Linked DNA regions of Homo sapiens: region 1 is linked to region 2. Evidence: read pairs that join two places in POLR2A ChIA-PET (ENCODE). Cell type or tissue: CD4-positive, alpha-beta T cell. All regions are shown on one strand. Links, peaks and the distances in the headings refer to the core of each region. The heading gives the core; the rest is flanking DNA. Region 1 has its middle 77 kb from the start of MUCL1. Region 2 overlaps TESPA1 (thymocyte expressed, positive selection associated 1).

What was found. ChIA-PET counts read pairs that join two places held together with the same protein. Peaks named below come from ENCODE experiments on the same cell type or tissue, not always from the same donor. Only the 100,000 strongest peaks of a DNase experiment are listed, where the experiment ranks them.
Region 1: POLR2A ChIA-PET joins it to region 2 with 6 read pairs; 2 of 35 experiments call an interaction of 5 or more read pairs at or near these places.

What each region holds. Positions count from the first base shown.
Region 1 is chr12:54,772,798-54,781,677 of GRCh38, forward strand. No RefSeq gene overlaps it. Among named protein-coding and RNA genes, the nearest start is that of MUCL1, 77 kb to the right of the region's middle. In CD4-positive, alpha-beta T cell, for the core only: no CTCF peak of the experiment used is centred there; no DNase peak of the experiment used is centred there.
Region 2 is chr12:54,972,975-54,981,854 of GRCh38, forward strand. TESPA1 (thymocyte expressed, positive selection associated 1) reads right to left here. Exons shown (of 11, transcript NM_001136030.3): 2 at 1,426-1,633; 3 at 503-545. The coding sequence starts at 1,588. Among named protein-coding and RNA genes, the nearest start is that of TESPA1, 7.3 kb to the right of the region's middle. RefSeq lists enhancers at 1,031-1,542, 1,543-2,052. In CD4-positive, alpha-beta T cell, for the core only: no CTCF peak of the experiment used is centred there; a DNase peak (open chromatin) is centred at 5,107; H3K4me3 peaks cover 3,102 bases; H3K27ac peaks cover 3,978 bases.

The DNA of each region.
Region 1 (8,880 bases), core at 1,652-6,651, 200 kb before region 2:
CTTTCTGTGCCTGGCTTATTTCACTAACGAAGTGACTCCAGTTCCGTCCATGTTGCTGCAAATGATAGGATCTCATTCTTTTTTGTGGCTGAATAGTACTCCATTGTGTATATGTACCTAGGAGTAAGATTGCTGGATTGTATGTTAGCTCTACTTTTAGTTTTCTGAAGAAACTGCAAACTGTTCACCATAGTGGTTGTACTAATTTACATTCCCACCAACAGTGTATGCAAGTTCCAATTTCTCCATATCCTTGCCAGCATTTCTTATTGCCTGTCTTTTGGATATAAACCGTTTTAACTGGGGTGAGATGATATCTCATTGTAGTTTTGATTTGCATTTCTCTGATGATCAATGATATTAAGCCGTTTTTCATATACCTGTTTGCTATTTGTATGTCTCCTTTTAAGGAATATTTGTTCATATCTTTTTGCAGATTTTCAAATTGGATTATTAGATTTTTTCCTATAGAGTTGTTTAAACTCCTTATAAATTCTGATTATTAATCTCTTGTCAGACAGGTAGTTTGCAAATATTTTCTCACTTTCTGTGTGTTGTCTCTTCACTTTGTTGAATTGTTTCCTTTCTATGCAGAAACTCTTTAACTTAATGTAATCCCATTTGTCTGTTTTTGCTTTGGTTGCCTCAAAAACTATTGGTTGAATGAACAATTAAATACTAAACTGTATAGTCTCAAAATGGTTTATTTATTTATTTCAGAGACAGAGTTTTCTCTGACCCCCAAGTTGGAGTGCAGTGGTGTGATCATAGGTTACTGCAGCCTTGAATTCCTGGGCTCAAGTGATCTTCTTGCCTCAGCCTCCCAAGTAGCGAGAGCTACTGGCATGTGCCACTGCACCTGGCTTCAATGAGTTCTAGTAATACCTAGATCTTTAAGATCTTATGACTCTTGTGCTGAAATGATTTTGGAAGTTTTAGCACTCATTGTCACTCAACTGGAGCCTTTGGCAAATGCCTATTATTGCTACCTAGTGGCAATTACTGGTATTTTTAGACTAGAAACTTTGGACTAGCAGCTTCAAGGTACACTCCATTTGAAAGGTAATTACTAGCCTATTATTGGGCTCTGGTTGAACATGCTTCAATCAAATTTATGTCCAAACTGATGGACATAAAATTATTTTGAGAGTGAAAATGTACATCATGTCATAGGATATCATTCCAATAGGGATGAGGCACAGAGGCACTCCCTCATTAAATGGAAACAACATATTCAAGAACATATGACACTGGGTACCACTGGGGCTACTGATCCATATACATGAACAGGTGGTGTCTCTGTCTTTGCTCCCTACATTAGATCCCCTGATAAGTTACCTAATCCCATAGCTAAATGCATACCCCATTCTCCCTGACCAATTATCAGAGAGTGCCAAACAAGTAGCATGATTTATAGATGATAGCTTGAGGACAGAAGGGTAAAACTCAATTTAGAAAGCACCAGCACTGTGACTACTTGATGGCTTCATTTTAATTGAGGAGGGAAGAGACAAATGTGCTCAATGGATAGAATTAAGAGGAGCATCCTCATGGCATCAGAGGAACTAGATAACAATAGTGATATGGTATGGATTTTTTTGGTTTTTGATTTTTTTGGTAGTAGCCAATGGACTGGCAGTATAGTTTGGAAAATGGGTCTTCTTTTACTGCAAAATAAAAGAAATCCAAGTGTGGGCTACTTTGTTACAGAAAATTTTATGGATTTGAAGAGGAAAAATAAAAAAGGTGTATGTTAGCTCCTCATTTAGTGAATACCCTTCTGAACTCAGAAAGTGCTCTAAACTACAGTGCATTAACAGAAAATTTGAGATATAATCAGACCAACAGATCAGGAGACAATTGCCATTGCAACACCATGAGGGGCCACATGGAGAAGCACAGGTTGGTCAGGAGGCAGAGAGGGAGAGGAGGAAACTGGGCAACAGCCTTTTTGTAGTTTCTGTGGAAGGAAGGAATGATTAAGGCAGGGTAAGCAGGCCTAGGATTGGCTAGTTTGAATAATTTCAGCACACTCTGGAGCCTAGGGGCAATCCCTAATCATCTAGTAGTTGGCCCTGGGCTAAGTAGAGCAAGTGGATAGTGGTCCAGAGCACGAGAGCCTGGTGAAGGTGGTAGTTAGGACTGTGTGGGTTCTGGAATGGTTGGTTTATATTTGAAAGGTGTACTCTTAGTCAAGTAGTTTACTATTTCTAGGAATTGGCTAACCTAGGAGGGGCAGTCCCTCTGAAGTCAGCAAAGTCCCAGATATCAAAGTATCAGAATACAGAAAATAAAGAACATGGTTAATACAATTGCCCCTGTGATATTTTGACATCATATGGAGGCCTTGGTAGAAAGCTAGAAGTGGGAAGTACTGGGAGTTTTTTCTCCGGGGGGACTTACTTATATGAGGTGGTTGCCTCCTGGGGAAGGCAATCATATCTACTGACTTTTTAGAATGGAACAGATAGTAGTAACCTCACCCAGATTTCCCTCTGTGCATGGGTGTGTAGGAGTGCATGTTTTGGTAGAGAGCAAGGAGTTTACCAACATCATGTGCTAAACAGTCTGTGAGCTCAGAAAACAAATAGAATCCCTAATATCAAAAAAAGAAGAGCAATAAATGTTCTGTGTACAATTTTTTAGCACCTTAGGAGAAGCAGTCCATGGACATTACTGGAATAGAGGTTTTAATGTCTGGGGTAAATACATCTCCAGCACAGGGTGCAAAGTAATTTCCAAAGATGAAGTCTTGCTCTGGGATGATGTCATCTGAGGTGGTGTCACTTACAGAAGTGAGCTCCTGGGCTGAGGTGATGCCATCTGGAATGTGGGAATGGGGAATACATTCCAAGTAGAGACCTGCTCAGGTTGATGTGGGTATTGTGTTTGTGTCTTTTATGGTATAATAACAAGTCTGAGCTGTTTGCATAATTTGAAGACAACATTGGAACTGGAAGTTTGACTTGTAAATATTTCTTACATGTAGGGCCTTGTGGGTGCACACCTAGCAAAGCTGAAATTCTAGAACTTAATTGGGACAGTTAAAACCCCAATTAAGAGTGGCTGAATCTCACAATTTCCAACAATTAGAGGTTTTGCCCAGATGGGTGATAAGAAGGGTTCTGTTGCAAATGAGTTTTAAATCATATGGCTCGGTTTAGGTATAAGTTATTAATAGGATGTCAGGCTGTTTGCCAATTAAAATATCTATGGCTGAGATTGGAGCTCCAGCATTATCCTATGGGCAGACCTCTAATTTGTTAAATGACTGTGGGCTCTTTGCCTCAATTGTTGGTTTGGTTGGTGATGAGCAAGCTTACAAGGTTTGGGTTGGAGGGCTTGTATTAACTAAACTTGATGGCATGTGGGCCTCAGCATTTCCCATAATTGATTGAGCAATTACTTGGAAGGTCTGGATTGCAGACCAATGAAAGCACCCAGACCAATAGTAGTGATACCCACAGTTAACAAAATGGTGTACAGCTGCACTTGACAGTGTTTTTTCTTTTTCTTTCTTTTTTTTTTTTTGTGGTAGAGGTGGTGAGAATTTAGACTCAAATAGGTCCTGGGAAGACTACACACCTTTGAATTGGCCTCCAGCATTTATGGGATAGAGGCAAGATTAAACATTTATAAGTATGAGGAAGATATATTTAGGAGTCTCACGTGTAATGAATATTTATATATGTGAAGGGGAGATATATCCCCCCTTTAAATGTAGGAAAGGGCAATGGGAAAGTTTTTAAAAAATTGGTGTGAGACGTGAGTCACTGAAACGTCCTTGATTTAAGGGAGATTAAGGCCTGGGGCAATATAGAGACACATTCCACGGTCCATTTTATGGGAAGAAATTTGAAAAAGGATTGTTTGAGGAGACTGTTATGTCTATCAATTAAACCAGCTGTCTGGTATCTATCAGGGACATGAAAATTCTACTGATGCCTTTATGAAAAAGAGCCTGGGGCAGTTCCAAGATGGCTAAATAGGAACAGCTCCAGTCTACAGCTCCCAGTGTGAGTGATGCAGAAGATGGGTGATTTCTGCATTTCCAGCTGAGGTACTGGGTTCATCTCACTGGAGCTTGTTGGACAATGGGTGCAGAACAGTGGGTGCAGCCCACCGACCATGAGCTGAAGCAGGCTGAGGCATTGCCTCACCCAGGAAGCACAAGGGGTCAGGGAATTCCCTTTCCTAGCCAAGGGAAGCTGTGACAGACCGCACCTGGAAAATTGGGTCACTCCCACCCTAATACTGCACTTTTCCAGTGGTCTTAGCAAAGGGCATACCAGGAGATTATATCCTGCACCTGGATCAGAGGGTCCCATGCCCACAGAACCTCACTCATTGTTCACAGAGCAGTCTGAGATCGAACTGCAAGTCTGCAGCAAGGCTGGGGGAGGGGTGCTCTTTATTGCTGAGGCTTGAGTAGGAAAACAAAGTGGCTGGGTAGCTCTAACTGGGTGGAGCCCACCACAGCTCAAGGAGGCCTGCCTGCCTCTGTAGACTCCACCTCTGGGGGCAGGGCATAGCCCAACAAAAGGCAGCAGAAACCTCTGCAGGCTTAAATGTCCCTGTCTGAAAGCTTTGAAGAGAGTAGTGGTTCTCCCAGCATGGAATCTGAGAACTGAGAATGGACAGACTGCCTCCACAAGTGGGTCCTTGACCCCCAAGTAGCCTAACTGGGAGGCACCCCCCAGTAGGGGCAGGCTGACACCTCACACGGCCGGGTACCCCTCTGAGATGAAGATTCCAGAGGAACGATCAGGCAGCAACATTTGCTGTTCAGCAATATTCACTGTTCTGCAGCCTCCACTGCTGATAAACAGGCAAACAGGGTCTGGAGTGGACCTCCAGCAAACTCCAACAGACCTGCAGCTAAGGGTCCTGACTGTTAGAAGGAAAACTAACAAACAGGACATCCACACCAAAACCACATCTGTACATCACCATCATCAAAGACCAAAGGTAGATAAAACCACAAAGATGGGGAAAAAGCAGAGCAGAAAAGCTGAAAATTCTAAAAATCAGAGCGCCCCTCCCCTTCAAAAGGAGTGCAGCTCCTCACCAGCAACAGAACAAAGCTGGATGGAGAATGGCTTTGATGAATTGAGAGAAGAAGGCTTCAGATGATCAAGCTTCTCCGAGCTAAAGGAGGAAGATCGAAACCATTGCAAAGAAGACAAAAACCTTGAAAAAAGATTAGACGAATGGCTAACTAGAATAACCAGTGTAGAGAAGTCCTTAAAAGAAGCTGAAAGCCATGGCATAAGAACTACGTGATGAATGCACAAGCTTCAGTAGCCAATTCAACCAACTAGAAGAAAGGGTATCAGTGATTGGAGATCAAATGAATGAAATGAAGTGAGAAGAGAAGTTTAGAGAAAGAAGAGTAAAAAGAAATGAACAAAGCCTCCAAGAAATATGGGACTATGGGAAAAGACCAAATCTATGCCTGATTGGTGTACCTGCAAGTGACAGGGAGAATGAAATCAAGTTGGAAAACACTCTGCAGGATATTACGCAGGAGAACTTCCCCTACCTAGCAAGGCAGGCCAACATTCAAATTCAGGAAATACAGAGAACACCACAAAGATACTCCTCGAGAAGAGCAACTCCAAGACACATAATTGTCAGATTCACTGAAGTTGAAATCAAGGAAAAAATGTTAACAGCAGCCAGAGAGAAAGGTTGGGTTACCCACAAGGGGAAGCCCATCAGACTAACAGCGGATCTCTCGGCAGAAACTCTGCAAGCCAGAAGAGAGTGGGGGCCAAAATTCAACATTCTTAAAGAAAAGAATTTTCAACCCAGAATTTCATATCCAGCCAAACTAAGCTTCATAAGTGAAGGAGAAATAAAATCCTTTACAGACAAGCAAATGCTGAGGGATTTTGTCATCACCAGGCTTGCCTTACAAGAGCTCCTGAAGGAAGCACTAAGCATGGAAAGGAACAACCGTTACCAGCCACTGCAAAAACTTACCAAATTGTAAAGGCCATCGAAACTAGGAAGAAATTGCATTAACTAATGAGCAAAATAACCAGCTAACATCATAATGACAGGATCAAATTCACACATAATATTAACCTTAAATGCAAATGGGCTAAATGCTCCAATTAAAAGACACAGACTGGCAAATTGGATAAAGAGTCAAGACCCATCAGTGTGCTGTATTCAGGAGACCCATCTCATGTGCAGAGACACACAGAGGCTCAAAATAAAGGGATGGAGGAAGATCTACCAAGCAAATGGAAAACAAAAAAAGGCAGGGGTTGCAATCCTAGTCTCTGAAAAAATAGACTTTAAACCAGCAAAGATCAAAAGAGACAAAGAAGGCCATTACATAATGGTAAAGGGATCAATGCAACAAGAAGAGCTAACTATCCTAAATATATATGCACCCAATACAGGAGCACCCAGATTCACAAAGCAAGTCCTTAAAGACTTACAAAGAGACTTAGACTCCCACACAATAATAATGGGAGACTTTAACACCCCACTGTCAACATTAGACAGATCAACGAGACAGAAAGTTAACAAGGATGTCCAGGAATTGAACTCACCTCTGCACCAAGCAGACCTACTGGACATCTACAGAACTCTCCAACCCAAATCAACACAATATACATTCTTCTCAGCACCACACCACACTTATTCCAAAACTGACCACATAGTTGGAAGTAAAGCACTCCTCAGCAAAAGTAAAAGAACAGAAATTATCACAAACTGTCTCTCAGACCACAGTGCAATCAAACTAGAACTTAGGATTAAGAAACTCACTCAAAACCGCTCAACTACGTGAAAACTGAACAACCTGCTCCTGAATGACTACTGGGTACATAACGAAATGAAGGCAGAAATAAAGATGTTCTTTGAAACCAACGAGAACAAAGACACCACATACCAGAATCTCTGGGACGCATTCAAAGCAGTGTGTAGAGGGAAATTTATAGCACTAAATGCCTACAAGAGAAAGCAGGAAAGATCCAAAACTGACACCCTAACATCACAATTAAAAGAACTAGAAAAGCAAGAGCAAACACATTCAAAAGCTAGCAGAAGGCAAGAAATAACTAAAATCAGAGCAGAACTGAAGGAAATAGAGACACAAAAAACCCTTCAAAAAATCAATGAATCCAGGAGCTGGTTTTTTGAAAGGATCAACAAAATTGATAGACTGCTAGCAAGACTAATAAAGAAGAAAAGAGAGAAGAATCAAATAGACACAATAAAAAATGATAAAGGGGATATCACCACCGATCCCACAGAAATACAAACTACCATCAGAGAATACTAGAAACACCTTGACACAAATAAACTAGAAATTCTAGAAGAAATGGATAAATTCCTGGACACATACACCCTTCCAAGACTAAACCAGGAAGAATCCCTGAATAGATCAATAACAGGCTCTGAAATTGAGCCAATAATTAATAGCCTACCAACCAAAAAAAGGTCCAGGACCAGATGGGTTCACAGCCAAATTCTACCAGAGGTACAAGGTGGAGCTGGTACTATTCCTTCTGAAATGATTCTAATCAATAGAAAAAGAGGGAATCCTCCCTAACTCATTTTATGAGGCCAGCATCATCCTGATACCAAAGTCTGGCAGAGACACAACAAAAAAAGAGAATTTTAGACCAATATCCCTGATGAACATCGACGCAAAAATCCTCAATAAAATACTGGCAAACCGAATCCAGCAGCACATCAAAAAGCTTATCCACCATGATCAAGTGAGCTTCATCCCTGGGATGCAAGGCTGGTTCAACATACACAAATCAATAAACGTAATCCAGCATATAAACAGAACCAAAGACAAAAACCACATGATTATCTCAATAGATGCAGAAAGAGCCTTTGACAAAATTCAACAATGCTTCATGCTAAAAACTCTCAAAAAATTAGGTATTGATGGGACATATCTCAAAATAATAAGAGCTATCTATGACAAACCCACAGCCAATATCATACTGAATGGGCAAAAACTGGAAGCATTCCCTTTGAAAACTGGCACAAGACAGGGATGCCCTCTCTCACCACTCCTATTCAACATAGTGTTGGAAGTTCTGGTCAGGGCAATCACGCAGGAGAAAGAAATAAAGGGTATTCAATTAGGAAAAGAGGAAGTCAAATTCTCCCTGTTTGCGGATGACATGATTGTATATCTAGAAAAACCATTGTCTCAGCCCAAAATCTCCTTAAGCTGATAGGCAACTTCAGCAAAGTCTCAGGATACAAAATCAATGCGCAAAAATCACAAGCATTCTTATACACCAATAACAGACAAACAGAGAGCCAAATCATGAGTGAAATTCCATTCACAATTGCTTCAAAGAGAATAAAATACTTGGGAATCCAACTTACAAGAGATGCGAAGGACCTCTTCAAGGAGAACTACAAACCACTGCTCAATGAAATAAAAGAGGGCACAAACAAATGGAAGAACATTCCATACTCATGGATAGGAAGAATCAATATTGTGAAAATGGCCATTCTGCCCGAGGTAATTTATAGATTTAATGCCATCCCCATCAAGCTACCAATGACTTTCTTCACAGAATTGGAAAAAACTACTTTAAAGTTCATATGGAAGCAAAAAAGAGCCCACATTGCCAAGTCAATCCTAAGCCAAAAGAACAAAGCTGGAGGCATCACGCTACCTGACTTCAAACTATACTACAAGGCTACAGTAACCAAAACAGCATGGTACTGGTACCAAAACAGAAATATAGACAATGGAACGGAACAGAGCCCTCAGAAATTATACCACACATCTACAACCATCTGATCTTTGAGAAACCTGACAAAAACAAGCAATGGGGAAAGGATTCCCTATTTAATAAATGGTGCTGGGAAAACTGGCTAGCCATATGT
Region 2 (8,880 bases), core at 2,203-7,202:
GAAAGAGATAATGCACTGCCTTGAAGTGCCTGCTCCAATTCTCCCCTGCTTTGAATGACTGTCATAAACCCTAAGCTTCTCCTGTGCTCTGCAGTAGAAATAAATAACACAGATGAATTGCTCTTCAGCAAGAATGATCAGGTTTCCAATTCCTTTTGTTACACAATGTAAGACTCCAATCTAAAGGGGGAAGTCAGGGGAGTAGGGGTCTGGAACTCACCCCAACTATTCCCCATCCACTCTTAGCTTTAGCTCAAACCCAACCTCTATTCCTAGACCTCGTGCCTAATTTAGTCTTAGCCCCAAGTTGCACTTGATTCACAATTGTGATCACCAGTTCACCCTAAACCCGCAACACCCCTCCAACCACCATCTCAACCTTACTTCTAATCTTTAGGCCCAAATCAAATCCATCTTCCCGTCTCTGAGTTTCCAGGAGTTGTGTCTGTTAGCAAATTCAACCATCAGCCACATACCACCCCATTGCCTGTCCAGCACTTACCCGCAATCCTGCAGCCAGTCTTCAATTTTATTGATTGGATTCCCTAGAAAAGTCAGACACTAGATCACTGTGAGAACTGAACGAAATCAGACCTCCTCCCTGCAACTAATTCCATTCCACAAGTTTATTCTTACATAAGCTGCGTCATGAATCTTTTTTTCTACATAAAGCTTTTCTTTAAGATATGAGAGGAATACACCGTATATAAAAATAGTAGATATTTCTTCTCTCTCTCTGCTTCTTTTCTCCCTTCCTCCCAAGAACCTGGAAAGTGCCCAAGATGTCAGGCCCACTGCTGTCTTTTGAGAGTTCCTTTCCCACAAGGGTGGATCCTTCTCATTTAAAAAGAAAAAGAAAAAGAAAGACAATCTTGTTTTTGTGCTTTTTGCTTCCTACCAAATAAGCATTTATTTCCATCAGAATTTTTGTTTTACTCTTATGACTGTGGTCTCATCTGAACCTCAAAGAAGCTCTGAGAAGTGTAGGAAAGGTACTACTACTTCAATTGGACAAATAAGTCTTAGAGAGGTGAGTGACTTCCCAAAGGCCACACAGCTTGTTAGTGACAGCATTGTGGCCAGAGTCCAGGCATCCAGCTTGGGTGTGGTCTTGTTACACAGACAAAATAGAAACACCCCAAAGCATTCATAGAGAGCCCCCAGCCTCAGGTTCTTACAGAAGCTTCTCAGGATGATGCAAAAATGTGCCCTTCCCTTTTTCCTAATCTTATGCCTGTCTCTTTCTCACATAATTCATATTTCGTATTACTTTAGCTTTTCTCCTAAACATATTTAAACCAGTCAAAACAGTCCTCCCTGAGGGCCTGGCTAAACAAGGAACCTGTTCACACTCTGCAGACCTGGGCCTGCTGTCACCTTTTGCCGCCAGACAACATAGACGCCTGTCTGATGTTCGTCTCTTACCTTCTTGGAAAACGTCATCCAGGCTGGAAGGCTCAGGATCTGGGACATCCTGCAGGGCGGCGGCAGCCTCCTCTTCTAGGACCTGGGTCTGCCAGTTACGGCTCTGACGGAGCCAGGCCCGCCGTTTCTCCCAGGATGTGGGGCTCAGCACAGAGGCCTCCATGGCCCTGGCTCAGACTTCAGGGCCTCCCGTAACAGTAATGCCGTCCTAAGAGTTGAAAAACAGTGATACTCCCTCATCATATGCTCAGAAACCATCATGATGCTCAGGGTTGCCCCCTGAATTTTCCTGTGTCTGCCCAAAGGAGCTTGGTCTCTCTGACCATTCAAAAGCAGGGAGGACATGCCTAGCTCATTTTCTGTCTCTCCTGCAAAAAAGGAATGCTCTGAAAACTCTAAATACCGGGATAAGTCTTTCAAGCCAGAAAGTTTGAAAGCTTCAAACATCATGATTTAATGGACATTAAGAAAACTCTTCTGACTTAAAGAATCTCTATTTCTCAGGGTAATCGAAATGCTGTATTAGAAAACATTTTTTCTTTAATCCTTAAGAATGTTGTCTACCAGAATCTTCCATTATGACTAAAACATCTTTAAGTTTACAACTTATAAAATTCACTTCATTTTTTAATCCTCATCAAGACATATGAAAAAATTTAGGGTCTCAAAGGTAAAACAGATTTTCTAAGGTCCCACAACCAGGATGTCACTCCAACTATAGGAATTCTGGGTTTTGTTTGTTTAGTTTTTGTCTTGATTTTTTATGTTCCTGTTTTATATATTAGGAGTCCACATATGATTTCTCTCAGAAAAAAAAAAATACCCTGTGATTAAAAGCAGAGAGACACTGCCTTAAGCAATTAGCAGCCAGCACCTTCAGGATAATGACTTTCTAATTTGTCAACTTGTGCTTCTACCTAACTATGAATTTATTCCTCAGCTCATCAATGCAATTACTAATCCTGTCGATTCATATTTCATGTAACATTACCAAATATTGATGTATTTTTCCAAGAGACACAATGATGGCACTAGATACACATTCAAAGAGGAACAGAGGGGAAGAATCATTCAATTGTCCAAATAGAGCTTAAAAAAGCTTGAAGCTAATGTAATATTCATTGGCTCATACTCTGTCCTGCTGCCTCTCCCCAGCTGGCCACACTTGCATCCCACCACACTGAGCAAATAGGAGTGGGGCTGAAACTCTCCAGGTCTTATCCCCCTATTTCCTCGAGCTGCCATAAACAACATCATCTTAAGAGCTACACTTTTAACTATTGGAATAAAATAAAATAAAATAAAATAAAATAAAATAAGAAGACTACCAGTTTACAGAGACTTCTGTTCTTCCAACACTTAAAACCATTAGTGAGGCATCCAACAAAATAGGCATTAAAATAGCTTTTTTGAAAAGAACATCCTGAACATAAAATGCATTCCTAGGGCAGTAAAATTGTTTTTAGTGCCTCTGCTTGTTACAGGCAAAACATACCTAGGAAAAAATAATACATAATTACTGTTGTCTGATCTAACTTCCTTCACTTCAGGTCCAGTCCAAGACATATTTTTCTTCCAAGTGAGACGGTAGTTAGCACTATGAGACTTTGCTCTTTAACCCCGGGCACGTGGCTCTTTGTCTACTGCCTGTGCCTTTTAGAGAAAATTAAATCACTGAATGAAGTTAATGTCATAAAGAAGCCTCGAAGAGGAGTAGCAGAGATGACTTGCTATTCTTTGGTCAGAGCTGTCGTGAGGAGATAATGTCCATTAAATCGTGATGTTTGAAGCTTTCAAACTTACTGACTTGGAAGACTTACCCTGGTATTTAGAGCTTTCAGAGCATTTAATGCAACTGCCACTAGAATGACCTTAGGACAAGAATCTAAAAAGTCTTATCAGTTTGTTTACCTAGTCCTGTGATCCAAAATATTTAAGAGATTGGTTCCAAAACCCAGAGAAGAAAATCACAAAGGCCGACTTGTCTATTGTTTTTAATTCCCGAAGGAAATGGACCTCCCCTAGATCACTGGGAATCTTCAGCTCACAGAACATTTTTGGTCGTAGAACTCAAAAGGAAGGCAGGAAACCAGGAAGCCAGGAGGGCAGGAATGCAGAAGGGCAGGAGGGTAGGCAGAGAAGGAGGAAAAGAAGGAGGGAGGGAGGGAGGGAGGAATATCTGGATTTCATACTTTATTCTGCCACTTCAAATGGTATAACCTTGGAAAATTTCATCCTTTTATTGGATCTCAGTTTGTCAGTGAAAACATTATAGCCCTAACATTGATGCATCTAATACTACAAACTTCTGGATGTGCTATTTTATGTCAAGCCCCTATACTGCCTAGCACAATTCCAGAATCTCACTAACTGAAATGGAGGTGGGGGGTTTCAACGTCCTCTGTGATATGAATCTATTTTACATTCCTCCCACATCTTCAAAAATATATCGCAATAATATAGGCTAATTTCCTCTGCATCCCCTGAAAATACTTACCTCTTTTTTTAACCTCGGTTTTCTCAAATTCTTTCCCTCCTTCTCTTCATCTTCCTCAGTCTTTGCCACACTCACCCTGCAGTGTCCAGCTCTTAACCAGCGTCCTCCATGGAGCCATGCCTGGCTTCCACAGCCTACCTTAATCGCTTTCACTGGGCTCTTTCTCTGCTTGATTTTTTTCTTCTTAGGTCTTATCACTAACATACCTTACATTTTATTTATTTACCCAATTTATTGTTTACTCTTCTGATTAGAATACAAGCTCCACGAGGACAGAAATTTTGGGTCATTTACTGCTGTGTTTCTAATGCCTAAAACAGAATCTCACACATTGTAACCACTTAATGAATACTCATTGTCTAAACGAGTGAATGTTTAGAAGGTGCCCTTTCCTCATAGGAGCCCAGTGCCTTCCAGAGTCATCAGAGACACATGCAGGGAGATCGGCTGCAAAACAGTAACAATAAGCTGGTAACTATGTGCTTACTAAGCATGTAAAAATGTTGTGGGTTGAAAGTTGGAGAAAAGAGAGATGGTTATTCTAAGACTTGTTTTTATCCTAGAAGTTCCTACAATTGAGAACAAAGATTGCATTTTCTTGACTAATCCCTATTTACTCCCTGTCTCTATGTCCTATGTACAGAAGTTTTACTTAATGTTAATTCTTAAAGGAAAATGCCTATGAAGGCAGAATCCTTAATGCTTAAGAGTTCCAAAGAAAGGCTTACAAATAAATGGCAATTGCAGGTATGACAATAAAAAGACCAGACAGGTTAAGTGTTCACTGAGAATGACAGACATTTTCCTGGCAATTTGGGTGAGAATGTAATAATTTTTCTACTTGAAAAAGTAATAGTGATCTCAAGTCTTGAAGAAAAGACACAAGGTAGATCTAAGCTAATCTTCACAACTCTAGCACACAGGATAGAGGACTGGGAAATTGCATAAATAATTTTTTTCCCAATCTCAGCAACACTTGAATTGTAGAGCCCTGTCCATGGAGTGTTATATGGGAATACTATAAGTACAGCAATATCAAGAGGCAAGAAGAAATGGTAGTGTCTGGTTAGTGGTAATAGGAGGAAGCTGTACTGCTGGGAGACAAGAAACCGTTTTTTTTTTGTTTTTTTTTCTGTGGAAATCTGCAGGAAGCGGCAAATGATTATCAGACAAGCACATCAGCCATGAGAGTGTTAGACAGAATTAAAAAGCGAGTGCACACAGATGTCAAGATAGCAGCTTTGTAGGTCTTGGGGCCCCTTGTAATAGAGACAAAGATATGGAGATGTTTCCTCCAAATAAGTCATTCGAAAACGTACACTGATAATACAATGGAGTTTGGTGCAGTGAAAAGAAAACTGACTAGAAATCAGAAGACTTGGACATTTTTCTGACTTGTCCAATTAATTGACTTATGGCATGTCAGTTAGGCTTTTTTATTACGGTTTCAGTTTAATCCTCTAGGAAAGGGATTGGCTGGACTCAATGTTGTGTAAATTTACTTCCAGTACCAATGTTTATTAATTTATTTAGGTGAGTTTGAAATATGCATAGGAATAGTACCCATAAAAGAAAGTGCATTTATACAGTTTTTCCCATTAAAAAATGCGAAATGCTTCAGTGGTCTCTAGAGTTACTTCCCATATACCAAATTCCCTTTCAAATTAACACCAACATATGGAGCTCCTGCACATGCGACCTTCACATTGGATCCAGGAAAGTGGTGAGCCTGAACAGGAAGGCCATACAGGAACTTATACAGGGAGTCAGTCAGGTGCTACTCATTGACTCTCAACATTGCTTGAACTTTTCTGCTTTTTTGCTTTAGCTTATAGTTTCATCCCCCTTCCTCTCTAATCAAACGAATTCTTTCTACCCTTTAAGGGCCTACTTAAGTCATCTCCTTTCTCTGTCCTACCTGTAGCAACAAACACCCATGCCTGCGCCATATGCAACAAGACAGTAAGTGGCTACCTCTCTTGTCATCATTCACCACTACTTGTAACTTCTCCCCTAAACCCATCATAGAACATAGCACAGTACTTTGCAAAAGAAGGGACTCCATAAGTGCTGTACCTGCAGAGGAGCAAGAATCACCCTGGCACTGGGAAATTATCCCCAATTAGTATTCGTCATAGGACGGGTGCTCCTGACTGTCCTCATGGCCTTGGATCCTAATGTACATTTTTGCACAGTTAGTGAAGAGGAAAAAGGCTTGGAGCATAGTCTTTCCAGTCCTTTGTTGACATAACATAAGGTCACCCAAGTCTGACTTAATTTATGAAGCTTGAACTACCAAATTCTCCTATTTAAAAAAAATATTTTCCAGAGTCTTTCATTTCAAGTTTTTATTCACTTCTTCATCAAAATTTCCTTCTGGAGTTCATCTATCATCTCTCTTGATGCTGCTTATAGTATGTGATCATATTTAGTCTTCTCTATGAGGATAGAAATATAAAGCCTGTAGATATCTGTTCTCCAATTTTCCCATGAAACTAAGAAATTCCCACAGTGGTACTATTGCTTCTTGCCTGAATCCGCCCAAACCCTCATGTCCCCCCTCTGCTACCATTTCCAGCCTTTTGTTCTTTCCTCTTTTCTACATTTCTCTAGACGTTCATTCCATAAATCCTTCTCCACAATCTTTCAAGAGTTCTGGAATCTGGGTTCAGCCAAGTGGAGTAAGATATAATTCTTGTTCTGAGGATGCTATAGTTAAAAGCAGAAATTGTAGTAGATAGGATTGAGGTTAGACAGGAGAAATATCCTCCACTGGTTTAAGATGAGGGAGTTAAGAGCTGTGAAATGAGTATCTTCCAACAAAAATTATTATCAGAGGCAGTAACTGTAGCAGCGGCAGAAAACCTGTAGAGGTATGTCATAATTATGACTCGAAGAATATCGCCTATTTCTAGTCTCTGTTTTCCCAGGGAAGCAGGTGGGGATTCACTACACATTGACACGGGCAAGTCAAAGGTAGGTAGTCATAATAACTGAAATGTATAGAGTACTGCATATTTATCCATAAAACTTTCCTGTAAACTGCTTAACTTAATCCTGACAACCACTTTAGAGCTGATTATGGTTACCTGACCCTCACAGAGATACGTTATTTGTCCAAGGCCACATCCCTGTAGTGCTGAGATTTAAACTCAAGTTGGTCTGACTCCATGTTATATAGTTTTTCCACTGACATTAGAATAAGAAAATGGCCCAATGTCACCATCCAATGTAATTTGGGATTAAAAAAAAAGGAGAAGTTATTTTAGTAAATTCTCCATTTTGCATCTATGTAAGCTCTCCATCTTATAGTCTAGTAGAGAAGAAGCACCATAAACACAATGTAATTTATATTTGGTTCTGTGACAGTCTTAGTGCAGGAAGTGTTGCTTTGTTTGTGTTATTAGAATAATTTCCTTTCTGACTCCAGCTAGGTGATTATGAAGCAGTTTAGCCTTCCTCAGGCTTACAGAGTGGTTTTTTTGGCAAGGGCCCACCTAACTTCTAGTTGGGAGGAGAGAATCTGCCTGGAATTCCGCATTACTTTCAGGTTGTTGTGGCATTCAGAATATTTCATAACGGTTTGGGGCACCACAGAGCAATGAGAGCTGATACCATCACCGCCCTGTGGTGGGGCCCCGCCCGGTACATGGCTGATGTGGCCTTGAATTTCTGGGGCCTGTCTGGGGAGTCTTGAGGAAAGAGCTGGGATAGCTGGGCTGGTCATGGGCACTCAGAGGGCTTGGGAAAGTGGATAATTATCATTAGTAGACATATTTTAATATTTTAGCAACTATTAGCCTACCAGTTTGCACCTGACAAATATCAGCTCTGCTTACAGATACTTCACCATGGGGCAATTTTCAAGGGGCTCAGTAAGGATGACCAATGCTTCTTTTTCTTTAAAGTTCAGAGTGTTATTTAGAAATTAAAGAAAAGGAAAACTGTAGAAAGAGTTTGGGCCTTGGAATCAGAGTAAGCCTAATTTGGAATCATAGTTCTGTCTGCTTTCTGCATATTTGTCCTTGGTAACACTATCTTTTCTTCTATACCTAAGTTTCTTCTTTTTCTTTTTCTTTTGTCTTGCTGTGTTACTCAGGCTGGTCTTGAACACCTGGCCTCAAGCAATCCTCCCACCTTGGCCTCCCAAAGTGCTGGGATTATAGGTGTGAGCCACCACACCTAGTCTATACCTAATTTTCTTCATAAAATAGATACTGTGCCAAACTAGTTGGGTGATTGGCAGTTGTAATCAGGTAACACATATTAAGTCCCTGATGTATAAAGGTGGTGCTTAATAAGTGATAGATATGATTATGATTATGAATCTCCCCTCAGTCTAAGATGTTCACTAAAGTTGAAACATCTTGAGGAATAAGGAAGGAAAGAAGGAAGGAAGAAGGTGAGAATTGCAGGGTACAGTTGACAGTATAAAATCAAGATGGTGAAAAAGATTTTTTAAATCTGTGTTAAGCAGAGATAAAAAGTAAGCAATGAAAAGTCTTTCTTTCCTGGGGCCTGTCCTAGGGTGGGGGGAGGGGGGAGAGATAGCATTAGGAGATGTACCTAATGTAACTGACGAGTTAACGGGTGCAGCACACCAACATGGCACATGTATACATATGTAACAAACCTGCACATTGTGCACGTGTACCCTAGAACTTAAAGTATAATATATTAAAAAAAAAAAGTCTTTCTTTCTTACCTAATTCCCAAAGGGACCAGAGAGATTACCTAATCCTGTTCACTCATTTTGTAGTTGAGGAAACTGAAGAGAGAGAGAAAGGAGGGAGAAAGAGAGAGAGAGAGGGAGGGAGAAGCAGGCTTGCCTGGAGTCACAAAGAATATTAGTGGTTTTAAATGGGAACCAAACTCACAAGTTCTGAGTTCCAGATGCATGCTTTCTTCCTTTATATCATACAGCCTTCCTCCTGCCACACTTGGTTTCCAAGGCCCAG